Linked DNA regions of Homo sapiens: region 1 is linked to region 2. Evidence: chromatin loops called from intact Hi-C (ENCODE). Cell type or tissue: mammary epithelial cell. All regions are shown on one strand. Each heading gives the region's core, and the rest is flanking DNA. Links, peaks and the distances in the headings are about the cores only.

What was found. Peaks named below come from ENCODE experiments on the same cell type or tissue, not always from the same donor. Only the 100,000 strongest peaks of a DNase experiment are listed, where the experiment ranks them.
Region 1: a loop joins it to region 2, with 12 times the contacts of the local background. A loop is called at or near these places in 5 of 110 quality-filtered maps.

What each region holds. Positions count from the first base shown.
Region 1 is chr17:6,887,288-6,902,367 of GRCh38, forward strand. LOC124903908 (a long non-coding RNA gene) reads right to left here and starts at 7,659. Exons shown (of 2, transcript XR_007065597.1): 1 at 7,578-7,659; 2 at 5,953-7,269. It also overlaps the pseudogene ALOX12P2. RefSeq lists enhancers at 6,393-6,894, 6,895-7,394. In mammary epithelial cell, for the core only: a CTCF peak has its summit at 7,075 (motif pointing left); no DNase peak of the experiment used is centred there.
Region 2 is chr17:6,834,893-6,849,972 of GRCh38, forward strand. No RefSeq gene overlaps it. Among named protein-coding and RNA genes, the nearest start is that of TEKT1, 11 kb to the left of the region's middle. In mammary epithelial cell, for the core only: a CTCF peak has its summit at 8,552 (motif pointing right); no DNase peak of the experiment used is centred there.

The DNA.
Region 1 (15,080 bases), core at 3,861-11,860, 52 kb after region 2:
TTGGTGCGTCTTTGTCTGCTTTTGGTATCAGGATAGATCTAGCCTCATAGAATGAGTTTGCAAGTATTCCCCCCTCCTATACTTTTTGTAATAGTTTGAGTAGGATTGGTATTAATTCTTCTCCAAATGTTTGGTACAATTCAGCAGTGAAGCCATTGGGTCCTGGCTTTTTCTTTGCTGGGAAAATTTTTATTTTTTTATTAACAGTTTCTATCTCATACCTTGTTATTAGTCTGTTCAGGTTTTGGATTTCTTCCTGGTTCAATCTGGGTAGGTTGTACATATGTAGGAATTTATCAATTTCTTCTAGATTTTCCAATTTATTGGCATATAGTTGCTCATAATAGCCACTAATGAGCCTTTGAATTTCTGTGGCATTTGTTCTAATGTCTCATTTTTCATTTCTAATCTTATTTGGCTCCTCTCTCTTTTTTTTCTTATTCTGTCTAAAGATTTGTCAATTTTGTTTATCTTTTCAAAGACCAACTTTTTGTTTCATTGATCTTTTGTGCTACTTTATTTCAAAATCTTTAATTCTGCTCTGATTTTTATTATCTTTTCTTCTACTAATTCTGGGTTTGGTTTGCTCTTGCTTTTCTAGTTCTTTAAGATGCATTGTTAGGTAATTTGTTTGAAGTTTTTTTTTCTTTTTCGATGTAGATGCTTTTAGTTATAAACTTCCCTCTTAGTACTTCTTTTGTTGTATCCCATAGGTTTTGGCATGTTGTGTTTCCATTAACATTTGTTTCAGAAAACTTTTCAATTTCCCCCTTAACCTCTTCATTGACCCACTGGTCATTCAGGAGCATATTAATTTCCATGTATTTGTATAGTTTCTAAAATTTCTCCTTTTATTGATTTCTACTTTTATTTCATTGTAGTCAGAGAAGATGCTTGATATTATTTCAATTTTTTGAATGTTTTAACACTTGCTTTGTGACCTAACATATGATCTATCCTTGAGAATAATTCATGTGCTGAGGAAAAGAATGTGTATTCTGCAGCTGTTGGATGAAATGTTCTGTAAATATTTATGAGGTCCATTTGGTCTATAGTGCACATTAGGTGTGATATTTCTTTATTGATTCTCTGTCTGGAAGATCTCTCCAGTGCCAAAAGTGGGGTGTTGGCGTCTCCAGCTATTATTGGTCTGTCTCTTTAGCTCTGGTAATCTTTCCTTTATATATCTGCGTGTTCCAGTGTTGGATGCATATACATTTGTAATTGTTATCCTCTTGCTGAGTCGATCCCCTTATCATTATATAATGACCTTCTTTGTCTCTTCTTATAGTTTTTGTCTTGAAATCTATTTTGTCTGATGTAAGTGTAGCTACTTCTGCTCCTTTTTAGTTTCCATTGGTATGGAATATCTTTTTACATCATTTTTAGTCTGTATGTGTCTTCCATAAATGAAGTGTGTTTCTTCTAAGCGACAGATCACTGAATCTTCATTTTATGTCTTTTGATTGGAGAGTTTAGTACATTTACATCCAATGTTATTACTGATAAGTAATATTCATGCCATTTTATTATTTGTTTTCTGATTGTTTTGTGGTCTTCTCTTCGTCCTTTCTTCTTGTCTTCCTTTTAGTAAAGGTGATTTTCTCTGGTGGTATGATTTAATTTCTTGCTTTTTACTTTTGTGTCTATTTGTTGTATGTTTGTGATTTGAGTTACCATGAGATTTTCCAGCACTATTTTATAAGCCATTATTTTAAGCTTATCACTGTTATCACAACCTAATAGTGCTTGCATAAACAAGCAAAAAGAAAACTAATAATAACTCTATGCCTTAACTTCATCCCCCACATTTTAACTTTTTGTTGTTTCTATTTATATCTTAATGTACTATGCATCCCTTGAAAATTTCTTTTAGTTATTATTTTCAATTGGTTGATCTTTTGGTCTATTTAGTATAAGACTAGTTTACAAGGCTGGGCGCGGTGGCTCACGCCTGTAATCCCAGCACTTTGGGAAGCCGAGGTGGGTGGATCACGAGGTCAAGAGATCAAGACCATCCTGCCAAGAGATCAAGACCATCCTGGCCAACATGGTGAAACCCCGTCTCTACTAAAAATACAAAAATTAGCTGGGCGTGGTGGCGCATGCCTGTAGTCCCAGCTACTTGGGAGGCTGAGGCAGGAGAATCACTTGAACCTGGAAAAAAAAAAAAAAAAGAGTAGTTTACAAATCACAGTTACAGTGTTTTCATATTCTGTGTTTTTCTGTGTACTTACTATTACCAATGAGTTTTGGACCTTCAGATGATTTCTTATTGCTCATTAATGTCCTTTTCTTTCAAATTGAAGAACTCGTTAGCATTTCTTGTAGATCAGGTCTTGTGTTGATGAAATCATTCAGCTTTTGTCTGTCTGGGGAAGTCTTTATTTCTTCTTCACATTTGAAGGATATTTTCACGATATGTATTATTCTAGAGTAAATGTTTTCTTTTCCTTCAGCACTTTACATATGTCATGCCGCTCTCTCCTGGCCTGTAAGGTTTCCATTGAAAAGTCTGCTGTGAGACCTATTGGAGCTCCATTTTATGTTATTTGCTTCTTTTCTCTTGCTGCTGTTGGAATCTTTCCTTTATGCTTGACCCTTGGTAGTTTGATTATTAAAAGCCTTGAGGTAGTTTTCTTTGGGTTAAATCTGCTTGGTGTTCTATAACCTTCTTGTATTAGGATTTTGATATCTTTCTCTAGGTTTGGGAAGTTTACTGTTATTATCCCTTTAAACTTTTTACTCCTATCTCTTTCTCTACCTCCTCTTTAAGGCCAATAACTCTTAGATTTGCCCCTTTGGGGCTGTTTTCTAGATCTCATAGATGTGCTTCATTCTTTTTTATTATTTTTTCTTTTGTCCCTTCTGATTGTGTATTTTCATTTTTTATTTCTTTATTTTTTTATTTGACTATTTTCAAATAGCCTGTCTTCAAGCTAATTCTTTCTTCTGCTTAGTCTATTCTTCCGTTAAGAGACTCTGATGCACTCTTCAGTATATCAATTACATTTTTCACCCTGAGAATTTCTTGATTCTTTTAAATTATTTCAATCCCTTTGTTAAATGTATCTGATAGGATTCTGAATTCCTTCTCTGTGTTATCTTGAATTTGAGTTTCCTCAACACAGCTACTTGGTCTCTTTAAATCTATTTTCTATCTTTATGCTTTCTTCTTTCTTCCCTGGAAGGATACTATTATGAGCTTTCATACCCTTCGGCTAGTTACTTCTCTCTTTCCTCTTTCCTTTGGGCCCAGGGATGGTGCCAGCTACACTGCTGCCAGCCTCAGGCTCCTGCACTATCCCTTTTTGGTTCCATCACACCCTATCCACCATAAGTTGTTCCTTTGTAAATAAACCCTCCTCTAATTATTCTAATTTAAGTGTTCCAACTGTTTTATATTGAGTCCTTGACTGATATGGGAAAATTGGCAGAATATGAATCTCCTAGTACCATCACTGAGGTGTAGAATACTGAAAGTTATTATGGAAGAGTTCTGAGATCTTAGCAGTATAGAGCATTGCACAGTCTTATTCCTCCATTATGGAGAAGAAGGGGCTATTTGGCATGTATTTTCTGAATTTGGGAGCATATTTTAATATAGCAACTCATGTTTGCTACTGTTTGAATGAAGAAATTTCACTGAGCATTTTTTAATGAGACACTGGTCAAGAGTGCCAAGCCTGAAATAATCATAATGTATTGTGCCTTAGAAGAAGATGCAGGCCATTTTCAACTCATTTTACTTCTCTGCAGCCCTTAAAGGGTAAACAAGAGCATGTCAGGGATTCCTGTGGCTCCATATGAAGGGTCGTGGAGACTAGCAGAAGGGCAGAAACCATCAGACTGCAGTTTCTCCAGGCTAAACAATGGAACATCCAACCTGAAAATGACGTTGGGATAGTGTCCCGATGAAATACGGATTTCATTCTAGAAGGAGTTCTTTTGGTAGCAAAGATAGGCATGAAGCTGAACATTGCTCCAAGAAAACCAAACATTGCTTATAAGAACCATATAATGTTCACACAGGTAGCCAGTAGCAGATGGCAGAGATACATTTGACTACTTACTAAGTGGTTTCTTCATTCTCTCTTTGCTTCCTTCATAGGAGATGTATGAGAATATGAGACTCAAAGAGAGAGAAAAAAGGGAAAGTTCATTTTTAAAAAAAAAGATAAAAAGATAAGCCCTCTCCTTTACTGTAAGCCTCTAGGTTCAAAAACAGGTTTAGCTTGAGTTAGGACAGGTGGAGAGGAACATAGTTTAGGAAAGGAGGCTGGAGGCAAGGAGATGAGTCTAGAATGGACTTTGATATGGAAGCTATAAAAGAAGCAATCTTGAATATTGAAACAAGAGTATACTATTAAACAAGAATGATTGGAAAATTGTGGAGTTGGCCACGAAACTGTTAAGCAAACCGCTACTCAGGAGAAAGGAAGAGTTATTAGAAAAGGAACACAAGTTCATGTTTATACTTCAACTCTTGAGACTCACTGCAATTCCCTTCTGACAGGAATTTTTTTTTGTCTTATATATGGTAGAGTTAATTGTTCTAGAAGCCTACTTCAAGCTAACTTAAGCAACAAAGTGGGATTTATTGGAAAGCCGCTTGGGTGTCTCACAGAACCCAAGGAAGAGAATTGAGCTGGATTTCACAGGACCTGGAAAACCCTCAGAAACTCAATTGTTCTCTCTCTTTCTTCTCTCTCCAGTCAGAACCTTCAGGAAGGGGAGAGTGGCTCATGGGCTGAGTGGATAAACCACAAAATGGGTAATATACTATAGGTGAGTTTTAAGTGACAAATGAAGTCTAAGCTGTTATTGCACTGGTCGGTGACTGAAACTGAAAATGGGAATTAGAGGTTAAGTGGAGGGAATATGTTGCCAAAATGTTAGAAGGATCTTCTTCAAAGAGAAGTTGAGGCTCTAGAGGATAATGGTAGGGCACAGAGTGGAGGTGAAGCTTGTGAGGGGTGGGGGTCAATGGGGAGGATAGGAGAGCATTCCTGATTTTGAGGAGGAAGGATAGAGGGTTTTACTGGTGAATGACGTGAGTAAGTGTCATGACCGCTCGTATTCTCAGGATTCTTCAGTATTGGGAGATGTGACTGCAGTGGACAGGGCAGTGTCAGAGAGACTAGATTTTATAATAGAAGCTTTTAAATTACCTACCCATCACCAACTTATCAGGAGACTGACACTGTCCATCTCCTCCAAAAAAAAAAACTGACCTGCCCGGCACTTTGATGTCCACCAGTTGAGCTTTATGTTTATCAAGAATAGTTGTGTAAACTTCCAAAACTGTTTATGGCAGGCACAGTGGCTCACGCCTGTAATCCCAGCACTTTGGGAGGGTGATGTGGGTAGATGACTTGAGGTCAGGAGTTTGAGACCAGCCTGGCCAACGTGGTGAAACCCCATCTCTACTAAAAATACAAAAAAGAAATTAGCCAGGCGTGGTAGCGGGCGCCTGTAATCCCAGCTACTCAGGAGGCTGAGGCATGAGAATCGCTTGAACCCAGGAGGCGGAGGTGGCAGTGAGCCGAGATCATGCCACTGCACTCCAGCCTGGGTAACAGAGCAAGACTGTCTCAAAAGAAAAAAAAACTGTTTATATCAGTTATATTTGTTATTGTAATGATGAAATTTATAGACAAACTAATGAAATAGGAGTATAAACATACCAGTATTTTTTAAAAATAAGTTGAATATTTTATGACTACATAAACAATAATCTTTTAAAAGTCACTGTCAATTTGATGACTAGGAGTCAGCCATACAACTATAAAAGGTTTTGAGAAAACTGTAAAGATCTAAATAGAGGCTGCATTTAGTTTTTTTCCCCACAAGAACCTTTAGGTTCTAGACATTTATTTCAAATAAATGTCAACTCATCTGGATGTAGCTTATGCAAGAAAGACCTAGAAGAGCTCTTATTATGGACCCCCATTCAATGAAAACACAATGGCCCTTTATTTCTCTTTCAACATGAGGAGGTGGAAGGGCTGTTCAAGCCCTTCTGTTCACGATAGCCCAGGAGGTCCAGGAGAGAGGCGAGCCGTGGGTGAGCAGGAGTGTCTGGGGAGTGTCAACTTTCCATTGAAAAATACCCCTATGATCAAGCCATTTCACTTCCGTGGCAATCTTATTTATGTATTCACCAAAATTGGGTGGGAGCTAGTGTTTAGCTGTCATCGTCCGTAGGCTGCTGTGTTTGGCTCATGGCAGGGTGTGAAACTGGCATCAGGGAGTGTTTGCCAAGTGAATAAGGGTGAGGCTGCCCTTTCCAGAGCCGCCGGGAGAAACTCTGGATACAGAGACCCTAGCCTGGCGCCAGTCCCAGCGTTCCTCCTAGTCGGGGAGGAATCTGTGGGTGGGAGGTGGGGAGCCTGAAACCCAAATACAACAGCCACTCTGGGCTGGGCGTGGTTCCCTGGGAGCTGGGTCTCAGATCCTTTTAAAGCTGATTTCTCCCCGGATCTCCGGGCAAGATGGGCAAGTACACGGTCCGCGTAGCCACCGGGGATTTGCTCCTGGCGGGCTCTCCCAACCTGGTGCAGCTATGGCTGGTGGGCGAGCACGGGGAGGCAGACCTAGGGAAGCAGCTGCCACCGGTGTGGGGAAAGGTGAGCGCGGACTGCGGTGAGAGCTGGGGCCCTGGGACTCAGAGGTGTCACTGGGGGCCGGGGCCATTCGGAGGGTGCTGCTGCCCCACCCATGAGAAACCTGGGAAGCGGGGTAGGGGCTGAGGTCGGGTGCACTTGGTGCGCCTGATAGGAAAAGCGAGAGGAACAGGAGAGATGAGAGGCATTTTCCTGCCCGAGCGGAAGGACAGAGACGCCCGCTGGGGTGGGCACGGCAGGCCCGGGGGGAGGCTGGCGCCCCGCAGTACCAGCTGCTCCTCCTCACCTCCACCTCTCCCCGGCTGTGCTGTGGAGGGGAAACGGAGCCAGGATTCTCTGAAGGTTCACCGACCCCGCCGTCCTCCCTGAAGACCCCAAAACCTGAGCTGTGTACTGTCGCGCAGGAGGCAGAGTTTGAGATCGACGTCCCCCTGCACCTGGGGCGCCTCCTGATGGTGAAGCTGCGCAAACACAACGTGCTGTTGAGTCTCGACTGGTTCTGCAAGTGGATCTCAGTGCAGGGCCCGGGGACCCAAGGCGAGGCCTTTTTCCCCTGCTACCGCTGGGTGCAGGGCCACGGAATTATCTGCCTGCCTGAGGGTACTGGTGAGCTCGGTGGAGAAGGGGCACAGCCCCTGGCAGGCTGGAGGAAGAAGCGGGTGGGGGGAGGCTACTGTAAAAGAGGGAAAATGAGAGATGAGGGAGATGGGGAGAAGTGAAGGGGGAGGGTGGCTGATGGGGAGACCCGAGCGCGGAGGGGTGACCAGGGAGGGCATGTGCTCTTGTCCCTCTCCCCCAGCCCGGACCGTGAGTGATGACCCCCAGAACCTGTTTAAGAAATATCGGGAACAGGAGCTCGAGGAAAGAAGGAAGGTGTACCGTTGAGCCCCAGGAAGTCTTTGATCCCCTACCAGATCCCAAGAAACCTGCCACCTGCCTCCTTACCCCTACCTGTGTGTTCTTCCTCCAGGTGGGGCTCCTGGAAAGATGGGTTAATCCTGCCTATAGCAGGGAATAGGCAACCGGACCTTCCTAGGGACGAGCGATTCCTCGAGGATAAGGATTTAGACTTTAATGTCTCCCTAGCAAAAGGGTGAGTACCAGGTAGAGGCTGGGCACTTGCTTCCTAGGGCACAAGGTGGGATGCTTCCTTGATCTTCTTGCACTCCATTCTTTCCACAGGTTGAAGGACTTGGCCATTAAGGGGACACTGGATTTCATAAATTGTGTGAAAAGGCTGGAAGATTTCAAAAAAATATTCCCACATGGAAAGACTGTCCTGGCTGGTCAGTTTTCACAACCTCCCAAAACCAATATACAGACTTCCAACCCAGGGATTTGAAAAAGGAGGGGGATGGAGGATTAGATCAGTGGGATTAGGAGTTCGGAGCTCAGAGCTCACAGGGTGCTCCCCAATTGATGTTCCTAGAGCGGGTTTATGATTCTTGGAAGAATGATGCCTTCTTTGGGTACCAGTTTCTCAATGGTGCAAACCCCATGCTCCTGAGGTGTTCTTCAAGGCTCCCAGCCTGCCTGGTGCTGCCTCCAGGGATGGAAGACTTGAAGACCCAGCTGGAGAAAGAACTCCAGGTGCTGCTGGGCTTTCTGCCCATCCACCATCCCAGCCATTACCCCCACCTCCCTTCTCCTCCCATCTCCAGCCCCTTCTCTCATCTCCTCCATCTACACCCAAGGTTTCTCAACGTTGGCACTATTAACATTCTGCACCACATAATTCTCTGTTGGCTGGCGGGGGGGGGGGGGGGGGGCTTTCCTGTGGATCGTAGGGTGTTTAGTAGCATTCCTGGCCTCTACCCATTGATGCCAGCAGCATCCCCCCGGTTGTGACAACCAAAAATGTGTCTAGATAGTGCTGAATGTCCTGGGGTTGGGGAGAGGAGGAATTGCCCCTGATTGAGAACATTGATCTACAACATCTCCTCCTGTATCTTCTTTTCTTTCTCCACATTCCTCTCTTCCTTCTTCATTGAACATATATCAGCCTTAGGGAAAAGCGCAAGCTTCTGGAGAGAAATAGCAAGAAAAACTAAACAAAGCCTTGGAGAGCTAAAAGCTGAATCTGTTTTTGGGGGGAGATGGGTAGCTAAAGGAAATATTTTTGCTACATTGGCTAAAGCTGGCAGAAGAGGGGATACGTGAAGAATGCAGTGGCCTTATGTGGTGGAAAACCAGAAACTTCGCTGCAGGGAGCTCCAAGTCTGAAGGAAGACATCAGTCATGAAAACTTTGCATTCAGTTTTTTGGTTCTGCAGAAAGTGATTGGTGTTTAAAGTAAAAAAGACTTGGGTGGGTAGAGGAAGGATCCACCCTGGAAAATGAGAGAAGGGCAGCTCCAGAAACAACTCCAACCCTGTTTTCTATTCCTGCCCCTGGCCCTGTAGGCTGGATCTCTGTTTGAAGTGGATTTCTCCTTGCTGGATGGAGTCAAGCCTAATGTCATCATTTTTAAGCAGCAATGCGTGGCAGCCCCTTTGGTCATGCTGAAGCTTCAGCCTGATGGAGGACTCTTACCCATGGTCATCCAGGTGAGAGGGCCCAGGTATTTTTCTACCAGACACTGATCTCCTTTAGGGACTTAGATACACAAGTTCTCAGCCCCCACTCTCTCTCCTGCTCTAGCTCCAGCCACCTTGACACGGATGTCCCCCACCTCTGCTCTTTCTGCCCTCGCATCCCCCCATGGCCTGGCTCCTGGCCAAGACCTGGGTCCGGAGCTCTGATTTCCAGCTGCAGCAGTTACAGTCACATCTGCTGAGGGGACACTTGATTGCTGAGGTTATTGCTGTGGCTACAATGAGAAGCTTGCCTAGCCTCCATCCTATCTACAAGGTACTTCAGCATCTCTGTCATTCTGTATCTGACTGTCCTTCATATTTCAGACTCCTACAAAGAGTCTAACCTTGTACATTTCAGTCTAGCAGCAATCAATTTATATGTGGAGACACATACACAGATACATACACACACGCGTACACATACACAGTAATATGGAAACACCCAGGACACACACTTACTATGAGTTGGGGGGAGAAGTGAGAATAGGTTTTGCAAAGGAGTTGAAATTTTGGCTGAGGAGGTTTCCAGGTGGGCAAGTGAGGGGTGGAACATTACAGCCACAAAGATCTAAAGAGGCGAGGAAAGAAGGGAACATGGATAATGGCTGAGATTGGGTGAGATTAAAGTGTAGGGCATGAGTTGGGATGAGGAGGAAGAAGAAGTGGGAGGAGATGAGAGAAGAAGCCATGTTACTTAGCGGGGAGAAGAATCAAGAGTTATTTTCTGACCATGTGGGGCTTCCAATGCCTATAAAGACCCATTTGCACATGTCAGGAGGGCAACTGGATATGTGAGTCTGGAGTTCCTAGAAGAGGTGTAGGTTGAAAATACAGATTTTAGAGTCATTAGAAAACAAAAGTATCAAAGTCATTGTACTGGATGAAGTTCTCTAGGGTTTGTAGAGAATTTGACCGAGATATAACTCTAGGGTGAACCAACATTTACAGACTGAGAGAAGGGAGCAGAGTGAGAAAAGAAACAAGAGAAGGAACCTCATTGAGGTAGGAGGAAAATCAAAAAGTGCAATCCATGGCAGCCAGGAAAAGAAAGCGTTTCAAGAGGGACGCGTGATTATCTGTCTCAAGTGCTGCTGAGAGATCAAGAAAGTTACAGAGAAGTGACATTTGGATTTCTCAATATGGAAGTCATTGGTTAATAAATGGACATGCGCCATCTCAGGGAAGTGGAGGAAGCCTGATTCATGGGGGTGAGCAGCAAATGTGAGGTGGGTAAGCAAAGACAACACTGAGTGAAGATTTGCTGTGAAAGGGAAAGCAAGAAACAGGGAGATGGCAAGACAAGGATGTGGGGGTCAAGCACAGGTTTTCTTTAGGGTATCCAATATTGCACATGTTTGTATGACAGAGAGAGGAGAAGGAATATAATTATAGGAGGGTGAAGGCAAAAAGGGATGGGCTCATATGTGGGTACCTGCGAGGATATGGGATTTTTAGAATTCTTCCAAGGACATGAAACTGTGGAAATAAGTGAACTCCTAAAACTTTCACCACGGGATGCTCTGAGAAGACATTTTCCCATCTCTATATTCCCAAATGTTACCCTGACCCACTCCAATTTAACGAGAAGTCTCTCCATTTCATAAAGACCCATCCTCTCCCTTCTTTTCTGTCACTTCCTTTAACATCCTCTTCCCTCATGGATGCTGGGAACTCTCTTATTTGACCATGTCCCATTTCTTTCTTCCATAATCAGCTCCTGATCCCCCACTTCCGCTACACCATGGCGATCAACACGCTGGCCCAGAGTAGTCTTGTCTCCGAATGGGGAATTTTTGACCTGGTATGGAAATGGATGGGTGAAGGGGAGGATGGTTCAATATTGGAAGAATCCTAGGGGTTGTTTCCCTTTCCCATTCCTCCCCCAAGCTCTCCTTCCTCCATGGAAGGCCTCTCCCAAACCTGCCTCATGCCTGAAGAGCTTCCTGCTTAAAAGGGCTAGAGTAGGATCATAGGCCTGGAGTTTCCTGATACTCATCTCCCTCCCTCTGCAACTTGGCATGGCTGTGGGTTATCCTCAGGTGGTGAGCACTGGTAGTGGAAGCCACGTGGACATTCTTCAGAGAGCCATGGCTTGTTTGACCTATCATTCCCTCTGTCCTCCTGATGACCTGGCTGACCGTGGGCTCCTGGATGTGAAATCTTCTTTTTATGGCTAAGATGCCATCAGGCTGTGGGGAATCATCAGCCGGTAGGTGAAGGTGGCACAGAGAGGCAATGAACGGAGGGGCGGGGGACTGTAGGTCCAGAAGGTCCTGCATTGGCCCCTGAGACTGAGTGTCTTCTTCCCAGGGAATAGGTACGTGGAGGGGATGGTTGGGCTTTTCTACAATAGTGACCAAGCCATGAAGGATGATCTAGAGCTGCAGGCCTGGTGCAGAGAGATGACTGAGACTGGACTGCAGAGGGCCCAAGACCAGGGGTGAGACATGGATCCTTCCCCACTGAACCCTGTCAACACCCACTCCTCTGCAAACAATCTGCTTCTTCTCACATCATCATGAGACACCCCACCTGCCCAAGGAAGCTGAGAATTCTCCAGAGTGTGTCCAGAAATGCTAACAAGCACTCCTGATCTCCCCAGCCCTGTTCCTACACAGTGTTCTCTCTCCTCTGCACTAAGAGCTTCCTCTGGAACTAGATACAAAACTTCTCTTAGGTATTTTCCCTCACTCTTCCCTCCCCTCTCCCCATAGCTCAAGGTTCATCCCAAGTGCATTAACCTTTGAGCACACACAAGGTGGGAGTCCTAGGGTGTGCAGGCCAGAACCACAGAAAAGTTCTTTTCTGTATCTCCACATAGCTTTCCCTGCGTGAGACCTATTTCGTGTTCTGGTTTCGAGATCTCTGATTCTCATTTCACCAGGATTCTCATTTCACCAGGTTCCTCATCTCCTTAGAGTCCCGGGCTCAGCTCTGCCACTTTGTCACCATGTGCATCTTCACATGCACAGGTCAGCATGCTTCTAACCACCTGGGCCAGGTAACCTATGTGATCATCCCACAACGGCTCCTGGGATGGAGAAGTGGGGGATCAAATGCCCAGGTCATCAGCCTGCATTTCTCTGGGCTCTCCTCCCTGCAGCTGGACTGGTACTCCTGGATCCCTAATGGCCCATGCACCATGCAGAAGCCCCCGCCCATCTCTAAGGATGTGACAGAGAAGGATATAGTGGACTTACTGCCCAATCTCCACCAGGCACGTATGCAAAAGACCTTCACAAAGTTCCTTGGCAGACGCCAGCCTGTCATGGTGAGAAGCAAATGCCTGGGTCCTGGGAAGGAGGCAGCTCAAAGGAGGGGAAGTATTCTGGGCTGAGAGTCCCAAGGGGCTGAGCCAACTTGTCTTCTGCCTCTCAGCATGAGGAGAAATATTTCTCTGGTCCTGAGCCCCAAGCTGTGCTGAGACAATTCCAGGAGGAACTGGCTTCCATGGACAAGGAGATTGAGGTCCGGAATGCAGTCCTGGACCTGCCCTGTGAGTACCTTTGACCCAGCATGGTAGAGAACAGCGTGACCATCTGAGAGGCCTTGCCCGCCTCAGCTCCAAAGCTCCACCATCCCTGAGTGCCTTTGAGTATTCCGTCCTCCTCACATCCTCTGGTGAACAAATTGTCCCCAAAGCTTTGTGGTCAGGGTATCCAGAGCTGCTCACCACACAACTATGGGGAATACACAGTGATGGTCCCCATTGCATTTGGAAGTGGCATCCCCCAAAGCTGCCCTACCTTAAATGTCCATCCAGTCCTGCACTTCCTCACCCCGATCCCTGCACACCTCCTCATTGCCAAAGGACCTGGCTTAGATACAAGTAAAAATATATGATTAAATAACAAAACGGATTATATGTGTGGTGGTGGAAGGTGGGAGGAGAGACCTTGCTTTGTTTCCTGCCCCTTTATTCAGATTCCAAAGAAGGAAAGAAAAGTTTTCCTGGAATGAAAATTTTTTCTAGCAATCAATGCTTTTTCCAAGGGTATCTTGGAACCTCTCTAAGTTAAATGACAAGTGTTCTGGATGACTGAGTCCACTGGGGCTAAGAAACCTGGCTCTTGACAAGGGTTTTTGGCTTGAGGCCTCTCTGAATCCTCAATAAGCCATCCCTTAGGCTACCTGCAGCAACGCCTCTGGTGCAACTCCCAGCACAGCCCTCCTGCATGATCCCTCCCCAGCTGCATCCCAGCCTTCCTCTCAGTCCTGTCCCAGGACTCTTGATAAACCCTCTTCTCATCATGCTCTATCCTTGCATCCTTAAAACATACCATCTAGCCCACAGTCCTAGATACTGGAGATAAATGGATAAAGAAGGAACTAGTAGGCCAGACTCTATGTTAGAAATTTTAAATATATAATCTCAATTTATCACACCGGGCACAGTGGCTCATGCCCGTAATCCCAGCACTTTGGGAGGCCCAGGGGGGCAGATCATCTGAGGTTGGGAGTTCGAGACCAGCCTGACCGACTTGGTGAAACCCCTTCTCTACTAAAAATACAAAACTAGCCAGGTGTGGTGGCAGGTGCCTGTAATCCCAGCTACTTGGGAGGCTGAGGCAGGAGAATCACTTGAACCCAGGAGGCAGAGGTTGCAGTGAGCCGAGATTGCACCATTGCACTCCAGCCTATACAGCAAAGAGTGAAACTCGGTCTCAAAAAAAAAAAATTTATCCTCACAACTTCTCTGTGAGGTTGGTATCACTATCACCATCTTATAACAGGAAAATGAAGGTTGGAGAGATAAGGGCAGAAATGACCTGGGACCAAAATGCAGCAGAGTCAGATTCCATTTGCTAGAAGGAAGCAAAGCCCAGGATTGTGGTCATAGCAATAACAGTTAAAAGACTGATCATAAAATCTAGAGGCCAATGAAAGCCTCGGATGGATCTGATGTAATGGGAAAAAAAGGAGAGATAAAGATTCTTTGAGTCTTTTAAAGAATCTTATGCATTCAAATTACTTATGTCCCATATATTTTTAAAAGGAACATATACAATACGGTTAATACGGTAGAAATAGACATGTGTGAGCCATCCAGATTCACCTACTGATGCCCTCAACCTTCTAATGTCCCGTCCTGTTCTGTGTATTGCTTCCGTCCATCATATGACTTTTTTCAGTAGATGACGAAAGAATTTTAAGATAGCCACAGACCATAGACTCACAGAATCTGACTTGGTTGCTAGAAGTTTTTGTGGTTGCATGGAATGGTAGCAAGGAGAGTCAGAAGAGAGGGAGGGGATGAGGAAGAGGCAGAGGTCACGCTGAGGTTTTCAGTTGCGGCACAACTGGCGAGAAATACAAAGATTCAGAAGGAAGGTTGTTTAAGTTTGATGTAATACTGTGGTTCTTATGGGAAGAAATTAAACAGGTAATTGGAGAGGCTGAACTGAAAAAAGAAAGGAGGTGAGTTCTGGCTGGGCGCGGTGGCTCACGCCTGTAATCCCAGCACTTTGGAAGGCCAAGGTGGGCGGATCACGAGGTCAGGAGATGGAGACCATCCTGGCTAACATGGTGAAACCCCGTCTCTACTTAAAAAAAATACAAAAAATTAGCCGGGCGTGGTGGCGGGAGGCTGAGGCATGAGAATGGCGTGAACCGGGAGGCGGAGCTTGCAGTGAGCCGAGATCGAGCCACTGCACTCCAGCCTGGGCGACAGAGAGAAACTCCGTCTCAAGAGAAAAAAAAAAAAATGGAGGTGAGTTCTACAGTTTGGATGACTTAGGAGCTGAATTTATGAACAAGGGAAAAAGAAGAGGCAGAGGGCCAAGGTGTCCTTGGCCCTAACAAGAATTAGGGATATAAAAAAGAACATGAGGCCAGGAACGGTGGCTCATGCCTGTAATCCCAGCACTTTGGGAGGCCG
Region 2 (15,080 bases), core at 3,959-11,958:
ACCAGAAGAATTCAGAGGGAGATGAACAGAGGCAGTATGTCTAGGAGACGACACACTTAGCCAGGGGCCTGAAGACTGGCTTCCAGCCTGGATCTCACCACGGACAAGCCTCAGGTTTCCCATCCTCGATAAATCTGTCATGCTATCCTGAGTATTTTATGGATGCAAAAGTGCTACCCAAACATCAGATCTTATTCACTTCTTATTTAACTGTCATACAGTGGCCACTGTGACCCTTGACCTCTGTTTTGGTAGCATTGCCAGTAGTATTGGGATCTGTGTCAACTTCCCCACTGAACTGCACCTAGATTGGGGGGAAAAGACTCCCTTCATATAATGGTATTGGTAAGATGTGAATTGTTTTCCATCTTAGGTTTCACTGTGGAGCAGTGAGTTCATTGATAAGAAACCACTAGCCCTTTATTCTTGCTATTCCTTATAATAAGTATCAATATCACAGGCCATTGTGCGAAGCTGGGCATTCAAGACCCTAGTGTTCTGCGTCTGTAGCGGGGACTTAGTCCCCTGTTGTATGACGCTAACCCCAAATTAGCAATTAACAAACATGATAACTTAAAAGCTTTTCATTGGAATTTTAACCTACCAAATAACTGTGATGTGCTTTTAAGAGGCCCTTAGGGGAATAAAAGGATATAAAGCATGTGCTTCCCCTTTGAAATAACAGATTTTCACTGCCAGTAAGGATGAAGAGATGTTCTCCACCATCTTTCTTTCAGGTGTTCACAGCAAATCAACAAGGAATAAAAAAATGGGAAAGATTCATAAGACACTGATCAATTACAGGACTGTATGGCACACACCAGGATGTCCCGGCACAGTTCACAAGCAAGGCTCCATTCAGGGTCCCCATTTCTCATTTCTAGAAGGTGGCTTTTCTCTGTAATTGACACCACAGTACAAAATAAATCAAAATCCTGAGGCTAGAAACAAGATAGTCAAGAATATGTGCAACATGTATTGATTTCTAGAAGTCGTCACGATATTTTAAAGTAGCTTCTTGTATAGAATTAAGTGGTGAAATGCTTCCTGTTTCTCGAATGATCACCACAACCACCATTTATCAAGCATGTATTATGTGCCAGGCACTGTGCTTGGGAGATATTATCCCATTTAATCTACACACAGCCCTTTAGGAGAGCTATGATTAATGACCCAATTTTTTAGAAGACAGGAGGCACAAAGAAGTTACTTACAGCTACTAAATGGTTAAAAAAAAGGAGGGGGCGGATTTTAATTACCTGACCCTAGAGCCTGCAATGCTAACCACTATACCCATTGTCGGAGCACTATATTGACTCACACGCTCCTAAGAGACAGGTTAGTCCTTTTCAAGGTAGTGCATAATGATCTTTTCAATGTGTAACGTTGGAGGCTTGACTAGACCTTTCTTAAGTCTTGTTCCTATTTGCCTCCAGGAGTTTGAGCAAAGTGGCCATTTCCTGCCCTTCATCACTTGCTGTATGGTTCTCCTTAAAGAAAAACCAGCCATGTGGGTGATCCTTTGAGCACCCCATCTGCCTCCACGGGCTCTCCTGTAAGCTTCTTCACCCAGCCAACAAGGTCCTGAGCAGAAGCCTTGTTTCCAGGCTGTCTCCTACGTCTGGAAGTCTGGGCTCTTGAATCACAACAGGATCTTGACTGCTTTGGCAATTTGAATTTGAGGATGATGAGCAGTGCCTCATCTCAAAAAATTACTGGAGTAACTTTTATGAAACTATTTTGTTTTCAGGGTCTAAGGTTTTTGCTTTGGAGACACTCAGGGAATATGTATCTACTCGTTCAGGCTTAGAAGGCTTGCTCTTGGCTGCTTTGTAGGCAACCAAACCAAATGTTGAACATATTCAGGGTTTTACCAAGTACTCCAAAAACAAGACCAAATATAATCAAAAGTAAGCAAGAAAGAAATGGTGAGATGGCTTTAAAATGACACCTGCATGCACAATGTTATTCATTTCAGCATCGCTGGTAATAGGAAAAGACTAGAAGCAACTTACATGCCCATCAGTAGGTGTCTTGCTAAACAAATTATGGCACATCCTTACCATTGGAAACCATGAAGCTACAAAAGAATGAGGAAGGACCTTTTGTAGCCAAACGAAATGACCTCTAAAGGATAATTTTCAGTGAAAAACAATAAAAAATCAATGTGATCCTCCTGCCTCAGCCTCCTGAGTAGCTGAAGCAGAAAGGTTGATATTATCTATTTTGTCCTCAAAAATATTTCTATAAATAAGAGGGGAGGAAGAAAACATATATACATATTTGCTTGTAAATGCATAAATATTTCTGGAAGGATACACAAGAAACTGGTGACCTTGGCTGACTGTGAAGCAAACTAGGTGTCCAGGGAGAGTGGTAGAAGGAGACTTTTCACTGAATACCCTTTTGTGTCTTTTACACTTTGAACCATACACATGTATGTACTACCTTTGCAAAAATAATAATTGAATTTTATTTTATTATTATTAAAATTAGTTCTAGACCAGTATTGATAAGTAGGAACAAGATAGAAAGTCTTATAACAAATAAGACAAAGGGCTAGAATATTTCAGTTACAGTGATAGGCTATGAACCGGGTCAGGACTAGCCAGTTAAAAGAGTCACTACATTTGGTCATTTGCTGTAAAGAAAGCCGAAATCAAATCGGTGCTTTGGTAAAGCCATTACATAACCTACATTTGGATTAATTCCAGTTCCTAACCATTGTTTCTTCTTGCAGTGAGGCCCCAGAAGTAATTCAGGCAGAATAATGAATAGAAATTTCGTAGTTTTCCTGAATAATAGTAGTTGAGTGCCTATATATCAGAAAGTGTTTGCATTATTTATCCATCATTTAACAAGTCCCTTCTTAAGCTCTGCTCCCTGCATCTCACAGTGCTAGGTGCTTTGGGGTAGGTAGCATGGGATCAGCCTCTGGTATCAGACCCAAGTTCAAGTCCAGTTCAGGCTTATACTACTTGCAGGATTTGTTTCCCTTGTTTTTTGTTTGTTTGTCCATTTGTTTGGGGGATGTTTAGTTTTATTTATTTATTTGCCAGGGTCTTGCTCTGTTGTTGCCCAGGCTGAATGCAGTGGCAGCAATCGTGGCTCACTGCAGCCTCCAACTCCTGGGCTCAAGTGATCTTCCCACCTCTGCCTCTTGAGTAGCTGGGACTACAGGCACATGGCCACCTGCCACCATGCCTGGCTCTTTCTTTCTTTTCTTTCTTTCTTTTTTTTGTAGAGTCACAGTCTCCTATGTTGTCCACACTGGTGTCAAACTCCTGGTCTCAAGCGATCCTCTGGCTTCAGTCTCCCAAAGTGCTAGGATTACAGGTATGAACAACTATGCCCAGCCCCAGCTGTGTGATGTTGGGCAAACTGCTTGTCTCTCTGCATCTCAGTTTCCTCATCTGTGACAAATGAACACAATATCTACCACATAGGGCACTATAAAGATTAAATGAAATCATGTATGTGTATTAGTCCAGTTTCATACTGCTATAAAGAACTGCCCGAGACTGGGTAATTTACGAAGGAAAGAGGTTTAATCGACTCACGGTTCAGCATGGCTAGGGAGGCCTCAGGAAACTTACAGCCATGGCAGAAGGCAAGAAGGAAGCTAGACACCTTCACAAGGCAGCAGGAAGAAGAAGTGCAGAGAGAAGGAAGAGCCTCTAATAAAACCATCAGATCTTGGCCGAGCACGGTGGCTCACGCCTGTAATCCCAGCACTTTGGGAGGCCAAGGCGGGTGGATCACCTGAGGTCAGGAGTTTGAGACCAGGCTGACCAACATGGTGAAACACCGTCTCTACTAAAAATACAAAAATTAGCCGGGCATAGTGGTAGACACCTGTAATCCCAGCTACTCAGGAGGCTGAAGTAGGAGAATCACTTGAACCTGGGAGGTGGAGGTTGCAGTGAGCCGAGATTGCACCACCGCACTCCAGCCTGGGTGACAGAGCAAGACTCCGTCTCAAAAACAAAAAAAAAAAAATCAGATCTTGTGAGAACTCACTCGCTATCACTCACAATCACTATCAGAACAACATGGGGAAACGATCCCCAAGATTCAATTACCTCCACCATATTGATACTAACCATATCAGTAGGCAAATTGCAACAGATGCTCAATACGTATTTTCTGTCCTTCCTTTCTCTTTAAGGTTCTTGGTGTCTTAACATACTCAGGGATATTTATTTACAAGGCAGCATATTATAACAAATAAGTGATAAAAACAGCGTATATCACAGGATTGTAGTTCCTAACTAGCAGTTCATATCAATAGCAAACAAAAACCTTCTTATAAAGTTCTTCTTAGACCTGCTCACTCAGTCATTGAAGGTAGGGCTAGGGCATAAAAATTCAATATGTATCTATTTCCTGTTAAATCAGTAATACACACTGAGAATTAAAATTTTAAATATAAAAGGGAATACAGTGAGAAGTAAATCTCCTTCCCATTCCTATTCCTCTGGCTCCTTTTTCCCTCCAAAAGGCATTCATTTTGTCCAAAGATATGTCTCATTATTTTTTTTCTAATCTTTGTTCTATGTGTTCTTCAAATTGGATAAGTTCTATGTTTCTGTCTTCAAGCTTGCTGACTTCTTTTGGTCGTTTTCATCCTGCTATAAGCCCATCCAGTGAATTTAATATTTTAGATATCATATGTTTTTAGTTCTAGAATGCAACCATTTGGTTGTGTTTTGGTAGTTTCTATTTCTCTGATGAAATTTCCTATTTTTCATTCCTCCTGAACATATTTCCATTTATATCCAGTTCTTATCTCATGAGCTATTTCCCCTAATCACAGACTAAAAATATATATTTTTTCCCTTCCATTTAATTCTTAGATGGATTCCCTGTCTAGAGAATGAAGAATTTAGATTCAGTGATCATCACAGAAATAAAATTGTTACAATCTTTTAAAATCCTTTTATTCACCTTGAAAGCAATTTGGGATTTTGGACTTTAAAAATAATATTTCACTTGAAAACTGTCTCAAGCATCTAATGTAAATGAAAACAGCAGGAATTCTGCTAAGTGATTTGAAGAAAGACATCAAAACACACTGACTTTTGCACATATATTTTTAATTGAGACAGAGTCTTCCTCTGTTGCCTAGGCTGAGCGCAGCAGTGAAAACATGGCTCACTGCAGCCTTGACCTCCTGGCTCAAGCAATTCTCCCACCTCAGCCTCTTGAGTAGCTGGGACCACAGGCACATGACACCACATCTTGCTAATTTTTAAATTTTTTATAGGGACAGTGTTCCACTATGTTGCCCAGCCTGGTCTTGAAATCCTGGGTTCAAGTGATCCTCCTGCCTTAGCCTCCCAAAGTGCTGGGATTCCATGCATGAGCCACCTCACCTAGCTTGCCTATTTTTAATTGGGAATTTTTGGGCTCTCTCTCCAGTGCCTCATTATGTAAGGTATATAACTTGCAGGGCATGACCTCAGGGAACTTTCTAGTTGCCTGAACTTTCTAATGGCGACAACTAGGACACCAGAACACTTTTGCCACCTGTCCTACTGTTGCTAGAATAATGTTGGCCCTTGAGTTCATAGACAAAGAGAAAGCAGTTCTCTCCTGGCCACTCAGGGGCAGAAAAAGCATCCCCACTCCTCTGCATTAGGAGAAAACACATTTTCTATGCATGAAAGAAAAGGAAGCAGAACTTCTGTTAAAATGATGCCCAGGAAAAAACTTTTTTTTTTTTTGAAATTAACTATTCTATCTTATATTAGTCAATAAGGAAGTGTATAATATATAATCAATATATATTATATTCACTGAAAATTGCTTTAAAGATGGTGCTAAGCCAATACTGAGAAGAGTGCCTGTAACAAAATAGGCACTCAGTAATCTTTTTTAAAATTCACAAGCAAAAAAAATATACATATATATATATGGTTAAACTGGATTTCATTTCCCATACAAATACCAGAAGCTTCCAAGAAAAGTATATTTTGAGAGTTTTTTTTTTCTTGAAGGGCATTATTTTTCATATAAAGTTTGTGTTGAACAAACTTTGTTACAAAGAACAATTCTATGCTATGGCAGAGTATGTTTGCACATTGCAGTTGTCTTTTTTCTTTATGATGAAATTATCAAACACATTAATAAGATCTGAAGGTCCAGTTTTCAAGAAAGGAAGATAGTCATGGATGCTGGTGTAAGCCTTCTAGAAAATTTTCAGGCCTTTAGAAAAATTTGAACAACTGCCTGATCCCTTGAGTCGTGAAAGGTATTTTAAAATTAGTATTACGGCCAGGTGCAGTGGCTCACGCCTGTAATCCCAGCACTTTGGGAGGCCGAAGTGGGCGGATCACTAGGTCAGGAGATCAAGACCAATCTGGCTAACATGGTGAAACCCCGTCTCTACTAAAAATAAAAAAAATTAGCCGCGCCTGGTGGCAGACGCCTGTAGTCCCAGCTACTCGGGAGGATGAGGCAGGAGAATGTCGTGAACCCGGAGGCGGAGCTTGCAGTGAGCCGAGATCGCGCCACTGAACTCCAGCCTGGGTGACAGAGCAAGACTCTGTCCCAAAAACACAACTAAAAAATAAAAATAAAAATAAAATTAGTATTACATAGTAAAAATTATGTGTTAATTATTGTTAATAGTCTTCAGTGTTAATTATGGACTTACTAATTGCATAAATCATGACTATTCCTTAATGTTTTATTTCAAAGTAGAGTTTAGGATGCTAAACATATGTTTATTGTTTGCAAATACCTATGTGCTGGCATTTATGTGAGCCAAGCAAAGTCTGATTGGGCCAAACCCTGGGAAATGTAAATATATTTATTCTTATTTTACTATTTGGCAAAGTCTCCTGATAATTGTAATAATGTCTGCTATTGAATCGTGGCAGACACCATCCAGTGTTTCTCGGAATACAGGCAGCCCTCCTACACTCTGCATCAGAGCCCCTCCCGCAGGCGATGCTTGTTAAAGGATGGATTCGCAGGACCCGCCGCTGAATCAGAACTTAAGTTTAAAAAAGGCTGCACCTTCACGGGTGCTCGCTCTGTCCTACCAGTGAGCTTCCCTTTAGTTTCGCGTTTCCACAGGAAACAGGACATAGATCTAAAATTGCCTTTGCACTTGGACTGGTTTCCTTTGCTGACCTAATACAGAATAGCTTTTTGTGCTGTGACTGCGAGTGTGTTGAACAGATCCTCTGTATTTTAGGAGAAGAAATTTGGTGCCTCGTTGCTCACCATCACCACTGGCCCTGGTAGCTCTGCGGATAAACCAGCTTGGATTTCACCCTTGAGGATTAACATTGCAACACTGCATAGGCACATAAAGCCACCTGAAAGTCAAGATGAGGCAGGTAATGTGCACTGGGATCTCATGTGGTTGGTGTCTTGTCTTTTGCCATTTGTCAAGCACAGCAGCTGAGGTTGCTGAAGCAGGTGACTTTCAAGAGCCGAACCCACTGCAAGAAGCTCTCCTGGAAAGGGGCATCAAGGCTGCTGACCCTCCTCCTGCCCCTCCGCTGACCAACTCCACACCTGGGATTAGAGGGGAGGAAACCTTTATCCCATACTCTCTTATGTTCTATTCCTGGGGACCTGCAAATTAAGCTGATAAAACACAGATTAACAAAGGAAAAATAATACAATTTTAATTGATATTAATATTTTTATGTGCACAGGAGCTTCACAAAGAGAAGTAGAAACTCAAATACGTGGTTAGATGTGAGAAATTATATACTACTTTCACAAAGGGTGATAAATTATGGATAAGTGACTGGACAAAGGAAAGAATGTTTGGGCTTCTGGGGTTATAAATTGTGAGAAAGTGCTTAGGAATATATGGGAGAAAATAATAGAAGATTAAAGTTATCTCCATAAGGTTGGTTTATGCAGATTCTTCTGAATGCAACTCCCATCACCAGTGATAAGAGTCACTCTTTTTCTTCCGGGTATAGAGGGGCATCTTCCTCAAAGCAAAATTTAGGTCCTGCATTTAGGCAGATAAGGGAAGGCAGAGAACTTTTACTGCATTTGTTGTTTCTTCCTTGCCTATAGCTCAAAATATTCTTCTGCCAAGGTAGCATATTTTGGGGGTGGCATATTCTGATCCTCTTTAGGATCATCAGCACCTCCAGCTGGGGTGAGGCTGGATGGGGGCTGGCACAAAGGAGGCTTTCAGGCAGTTTCCTTGAGTTCTAACCGCAACCCCTGCAGAACAATTGGCCTGTGGCCTGTGGCCTGCTCTCCCCACTATGCCTGAATTGCTGTGGACTAGTTTATGAATAGCCCTCTGAACCCAGAGGAAGCTCGAGGAACAGAATTGACATACCCATCAGCTAGAATCGCTGTAGGAAGACAGAATCAGTGAACATAAAGTATCCAAGTTCAAACAATTGAAAATGAAATAATAATTAATTTTTAAAAGAGCTTTGTGAAATATGTGGATAAAGCATACTTTCCGATGAGCCTAATACTATGAATGATAAATTATAAACGGGAGTCCTATTTTAAATCTAAGCAAGGATTTTAACTCAAGGAAATCAATATGTTCCACAAGAGGGCAGTATGGTAACTCGTTTATAAAACAGTAGGCTCAGAAGAGCCAAGGACGTTTGTGATCAGTTTTTAAATTTGTGATAAGAACTGCTTTGAGCAGAAACAAAAATCAAACACCATTTTTACCGTAAAGAGTTTTTCTACATGACATGAAAGCTACTCAAAAAGATTGGGGAGTTTTTTAAGTGTGAATGACATACTTTTGAAAAAGTAAGCTCCTGGACTTGGAACTATACAGAATTGCTTTCATTAGTTGCTATGTTGCTCGGTTGCTATGTGGTCTAGTAAAAGCTACAGACAAAATCAAGGAAATCACATTTCCTCTGATTCCTCACCTCAAGTTGTGCCTGACAAAGTTTGTGGGAGAGTCTAAATTGGGAAAGATAGTGATCCTTACAGCTAGCTTTATCTGAACTCTGAGTAGCAGGCTGGGCGCTTTACGTGGATTATTTCTTTCAGCCCCATCGTAGCTCTATGAGTTAGGAACTATTATTATCTTCATTTGATAGACGAGGAAACCAAGGCCCATAGAGGACTGAATGCTTGCCCATGGGACATGGCTCATGCAGAGTTGGGATTCAAATCGGGCACATCAAATCTAGATCCCAAGTTTGAGCTATTTCTAGGCAATTAGTAGCAAAGACAGAACTAGAACCCATATCTCTTTGTTACGAATTAAAGGGTGACTTTAATGTTGAAAACGATGTGTATGGCGGGACTGAGTAGAAGAAACCTTTGGAGGAGGGCTGATGGGCCAGACAAAAAGTGACTGTGTTTGCAAAAAGACAGGTTCATGCCAAGAAACGAGAACATTCCTGTCTGAGCTGGGATCCCCCATTTATGCCGATTATGCAGTGTCAGGGTTGTCAAGAGCAGAGGGATTTCCCCATTCTCTTCTCAAACTCCAAAGAGCTCTGAGATCCACAGGCTGGTGGGGTTCCCAGGAGAAGCCTGCAGAAGGTGCTTCCTCCTTCAGGGCACAGAAGAGGACGAAGAGAAGTTCACCTAAATCCCCAGAGCCCTTAGTCAAGTTCATCCCAAAACTATCCGAATAATCATGACTGCTATCCCTTGAGAACTCAAATGCCAGGCCCTGTGCTAAGCATTTTACTTGTGTTAGCTCATTTAGTCCTCATAGCAATTCAATGAGGTGGGGCTTATGTTCACCATCTGGGAATTTCACAGGCTGGCCCCTCTCACAGGAGTTTCATCATGTAAGGCCTGCGTACATATATGCATGAGAAAGCATGTCTTGTACACAAATTGGTTTTCCTAAACCCTCCCTCATCTTTGAGCAATGCAGCCGATTTTGTTTTTAAAATGCAGCCCACTTCTGAGTAAGCATGGCAGATTGCTCACTTCCCCCTTCCAAAACTCCACTGAAATGGCAATAAAGGAATCAAGAATATATAAACTCATAAGGTGATAAAATGAGGGAAGAGATGAACATGGATGAGAGAGTCCCACAAATATCTGGAAGAGGGAGAGGAGCAGGAGCTGACTTGGCAGAGCTGGGGATCACTACCTGGCTCCCTGCAGATGAGGAAACTAATAAGCAGAAGCGAGGTGGTCTTATAGAACTCTAGGTGCTGAGGACGGGGAGATCCAAATCTACAGAAGGTGGGCATAAGGCATGGGACTAAAAACAGGGGGGCTAAGTGGCCTGTATAGGGGGAGGATGGACCCCCTTCCTCCTCCTACAGCAGGCGCACCCCAGCTGTCTCCACCCACCCATTGCACGCCTCCCCACCCTCACTGCCAGCAGGAGGTTTGACACATTCTCTCTGGATAACTGAATGGCTCCTGAGAAAAGACCCCCACATTCTGACATCTTGGAGTCCCGCCCCAGTTTAAAAGCCAGTTTGCTGTCCAGCGACCTTGTTGTAAGTCCTTCTGTGGACAAGCCTCACCTACTCCCTCAGAGTTCTCATTCATCTTTTTAGTGAGTCACACTTAGACAGAAACAGGCAGCCCAGGATCTCCAAATGTTTAAAGACAGCCTCCAACTTGGAAGAAAGAAATCCAAACAAATAGGAAAAAGGAACTTGGAGAAAGCAGAAATGATGGAAGACGTAGAAAAAAATGTGAAAATAAAAATTTGATAAGCAATTTCTTCAGAAAAATAAAATAAGGTGTTATATCCATTAATCAAGAGTTAGATTCTTTTTTTATGTACTTTAAGTTCTGGGGTACATGTGCAGGTTTGTTACATAGGTATACACGTGCCATGAAGTTTTGCTGCACCCACCAACCCATCATCTACTTTAGGTATTTGTCCTAATGCTCTCCCTCCCCTTGCGCCCCATCCCCTGACAGGCCCCAGTGTGTGATGTTCTTCCTCCCTGTGTCTGTCCATGTGTTCTCATTGTTCAACTCCCACTTATGAGTGAGAACATGCGGTGTTTGGTTTTCTGTTCCTGTGTTAGTTTGCTGAGAATGATGGTTTCCAGCTTCATCCATGTCCCTGCAAAGTACATGAACTCATTCTTTTTATGGCTGCACAGTATTTCATGGTGTATATGTGCCACATTTTCTTTATCCAGTCTATCATTGATAGGCATTTGGGTTGGTTCCAAGTCTTTGGTATTGTGACTAGTGCTGCAATAAACATATACGTGCATGTGTCTTTATAGTAGAATGATTTATAATCCTTTGGGTATATACCCAGTAATGGGATTGCTGGGTCAAATGGTATTTTTGGATCTAGATCCTTGAGGAATCGCCACACTGTCTTCCACAGTGGTTGAACTAGTTTACACTCCCACTAACAGTGTAAAATGTTCCTATTTCTCCACATCCTCTCCAGCATCTGTTGTTTCCTGGCTTTTCAATGATCGCCATTCTAACTGACGTGAGATGGTATCTCATTGTGGTTTTGACTTGCATTTCTCTAACGACCAGTGATGATGAGCTTTTTTTCGTGTTTGTTGGCTGCATAAATATTTTCTCTTGAGAAGCGTCTGTTCATATCCTTCACCCACTTTTTGATAGGGTTGTTTTTTTCTTGTAAATTTGTTTAAGTTCCTTGTAGATTCTGGATATTAGCCCTTTGTCAGATGGGTAGCTTGCAAAAATTTTCTCCCATTCTGTAGGTTGTCTGTTCATTCTGATCATAGTTTCTCTTGCTGGGCAGAAGCTCTTTAGTTTAATTAGATCCCATTTGTCAATTTTGGCTTGCGTTGCCATTTTTTTTGGTGTTTTAGTCATGAAGTCTTTGCCCATGCCTATGTCCTGAATGGTATTGCCTAGGTTTTCTTCTAGGGTTTGTATGGTTTTAGGTCTTCCGTTAAAGTCTTTAATCCATCTTGAGTTAATTTTTGTATAACATGTAAGGAAGGTGTCCAGTTTCAGTTTTCCACATATAGCTAGCCAGTTTTCCCAACACCATTTATTAAATAGGAAATCCTTTCCCCACTGCTTGTTTTTGTCAGGTTTGTCAAAGATCAGATGGTTGTAGATGTGTGGTGTTATTTCTGAGGCCTCTGTTCTGTTCCATTGGCCTGTAATCCCAGCACTCTGGGCGGCCGAGGTGGGCGGATCACGAGGTCAGGATATCGACATCATCCTGGCTAACATAGTGAAACCCCATCTCTACTAAAAATACAAAAAATTATCCAGGCATCGTGGCAGGTGCTACTCGGGAAGCTGAGGCAGGAGAATGGCGTGAACCCAGGAGGTGGAGCTTGCAGTGAGCCGAGATCGCACCACTGCACTCCAGCCTGGGCTACAGAGCGAGACTCCGTCTCAAAAAAAAAAAAATTGTTATGTGTGAATTTGATCCTCTCATTATGATGCTAACTGGTTATTTTGCCCGTTAGTTGATGCAATTTCTTCATAGTGTCGATGGTCTTTACAATTTGGTATGTTTTTGCAGTTGCTGCTACTGGTTGTTCCTTTCCATGTTTAGTGCTTCCTTCAGGAGCTCTTGTAAGGCAGGCCTGGTGGTGACATAATTTCTCAGCATTTGCTTGTCTGTAAAGGATTTTATTTCTCCTTTGCTTATGAAGCTTAGTTTGGCTGGATATGAAATTCTGGGTTGAAAATTCTTCTCTTTAAGAATGTTGAATATTGGCACCCACTCTCTTCTGACTTGTAGGGTTTCTCTAGAGAGATCCGCTGTTAGTCTGATGGGCTTACCTTTGTGGGTAACTGGACATTTCTCTCTGGCTGCCCTTAACATTTTTCCTTTATCTCAACCTTGGTGAATCTGATGATTATGTGTCTTGGAGTTGCTCTTCTTGAGGAGTATCTTTGTGGTGTTCTCTGTATTTCCTGTATTTGAATGTGGCCTGTCTTGCTAGTTTGGGGAAGTTCTCTTGGATAATATCCTGAAGAGTATTTTCCAATTTGGTTCCATTCTCCCTTCACTTTCAGGTACACCAGTCAAATGTAAGTTTGGTCTTTTCACATAGTCCCATATTTCTTGAAGGCTTTGTTCGTTCCTTTTCATTCTTTTTTCTCTAATCTTGTCTTCACGTTTTATTTCATTAAGTTGATCTTCAATCTCTGATATCCTTTCTTCCACTTGATTGATTCGGCTATTGATACTTGTGTATGCTTCACGAAGTTCTCATGCTGTGTTTCTCAGCTCCATTGGGTCACTTATGTTCTTCTCTAAACTGGTTATTCCACTTAGCAATTCATCTAACCTTTTTTCAAGATTCTTAGCTTCCTTGCATTGGATTAGAACATGCTCCTTTAGCTTGGAGGAGTTTGTTATTACCCACCTTCTGAAGCCTATTTCTGTCAATTTGTCAAACTCATTCTCCATCCAGTTTTGTTCCCTTGCTGGCAAGGAGTTGTGATCCTTTGGAGGAGAAGAGGCGTTCTGGCCTTTGCAATTTTTAGCCTTTTTGCACTGGCTTCTCCCCATCTTCATGGATTGATCTACCTTTGGTCTTTGATGTTGGTGACTTTTGGATGGGGTTTTGGTGTGGACGTCCTTTTTGTTGATGTTTATACTATTCCTTTCTGTTTGTTTGTTTTCCTTCTGACAGTCAGGGCCCTCTTCTACAGGTCTGCTGGAGTTTGCTGGAGGTCCACTCCAGACCCTGTTTGCCTGGGTATCACCAGCAGAGGCTGCAGAACAGCAAAGATTGCTGCCTGCTCCTTCCTCTGGAAGCTTAATCCCAGAGGGAAACCTGCCAGATGCCAGCCGGAGCTCCCCTGTATGAGGTGTCTGTCAACCCCTGCTGGGAGATGTCTCCCAGTCAGGAGGCATGGGGGTCAGGGACCCACTTGAAGAGGCAGTCTGTCCCTTAGCAGAGCTCTAGTGCTGTGCTGGGAGATTCACTGGTCTCTTCAGAGCCGGCAGGCAGGAACATTTAAGTCTGCTAAAGCTGTGCCCACAGCTGCCCCTTCCCCAAGGTGCTCTGTCCCAGGGAGATGGGAGTTTTATCTATAAGCCCCTGACTGGAGCTGCTGCCTTTCTTTCAGTGATGCCCTGCCCAGAGAGGAGGAAACTAGAGAGGCAGTCTGGCTACAGCGGCTTTGTTGCACTGTGGCGGGCTCTGCCCAGTCCAAACTTCCTGGTGGCTTTGTTTACACTGTGAGGGGAAAACCGCCTACTCAAGCCTCAGTAATGGCAGATGCCCCTCCCCATACCAAGCTCGAGCATCTCAGGTTGACTTCAGACTGCTGTGCTGGCAGCAAGAGTTTCAAGCCAGTGGATCTTAGCTTGCTGGTCTCCAGGGGGGTGGGACTCGCTGAGCAAGACCACCTTGGCTCCCTTGCTTCAGCCCCCTTTCCAGGGGAGTGAAAGGTTCTGTCTCACTGGGGTTCCAGGTGCCACTGGGGTACAACAACAACAACAAAAAACTCCTGCAGCTAGCTCAGTGTCTGCCCAAATGGCCACCCACTTTTATGCTTGAAACCCAGGGCCCTTGTGGTGTAGGCACCTGAGAGAATCTCCTGGTCTGCTGGTTGCAAAAACCGTGGGAAAAGCATAGTATCTGGGCTGAATAGTACAGTCCTTCATGGCACAGTCCCTCATGGCTTCCCTTGGCTACGGGAGGGAGTTCCTGACCCCTTGCACTTCCCAGGTGAGACGACGCCCCACCCTGCTTCTGCTCACCCTTCGTGAGCTGCACCCACTGTCTAACCAGTCCCAATGAGATGAACTGGGTACCTCAGTTGGAAATGCAAAAATCACCCATCTTCCTCATAGGTCTCGCTGGGAGCCGCAGACCGGAGCTGTTCCTATTTGGCTATCTTGCCAAGTTCCCCCTCATTTTCTTGAATTACAGCTTTTAGTATTCTTTCTGATCCTTTGCTTTGGTTTTTGTTCATCTTTCCGTTGTGCTTTTGTTTTGTGTAATGATATTATTTTGCCCTTTATTGTCTCTTTTCTTATAGTAACTTTGTATGGGATTTGACTTCACTACTTTTCTACTGCCATTTTTATGTGAATTTTGTTTTCCATGTTAATAAAAAGAAGCTTGTTCAGATAACACATCTAACTTCTTGGATCCCCATCCATTTTTGTTCTTGTAATGTTCAAAAACATGATGGCCTGCTTTTGGAGATTTCCT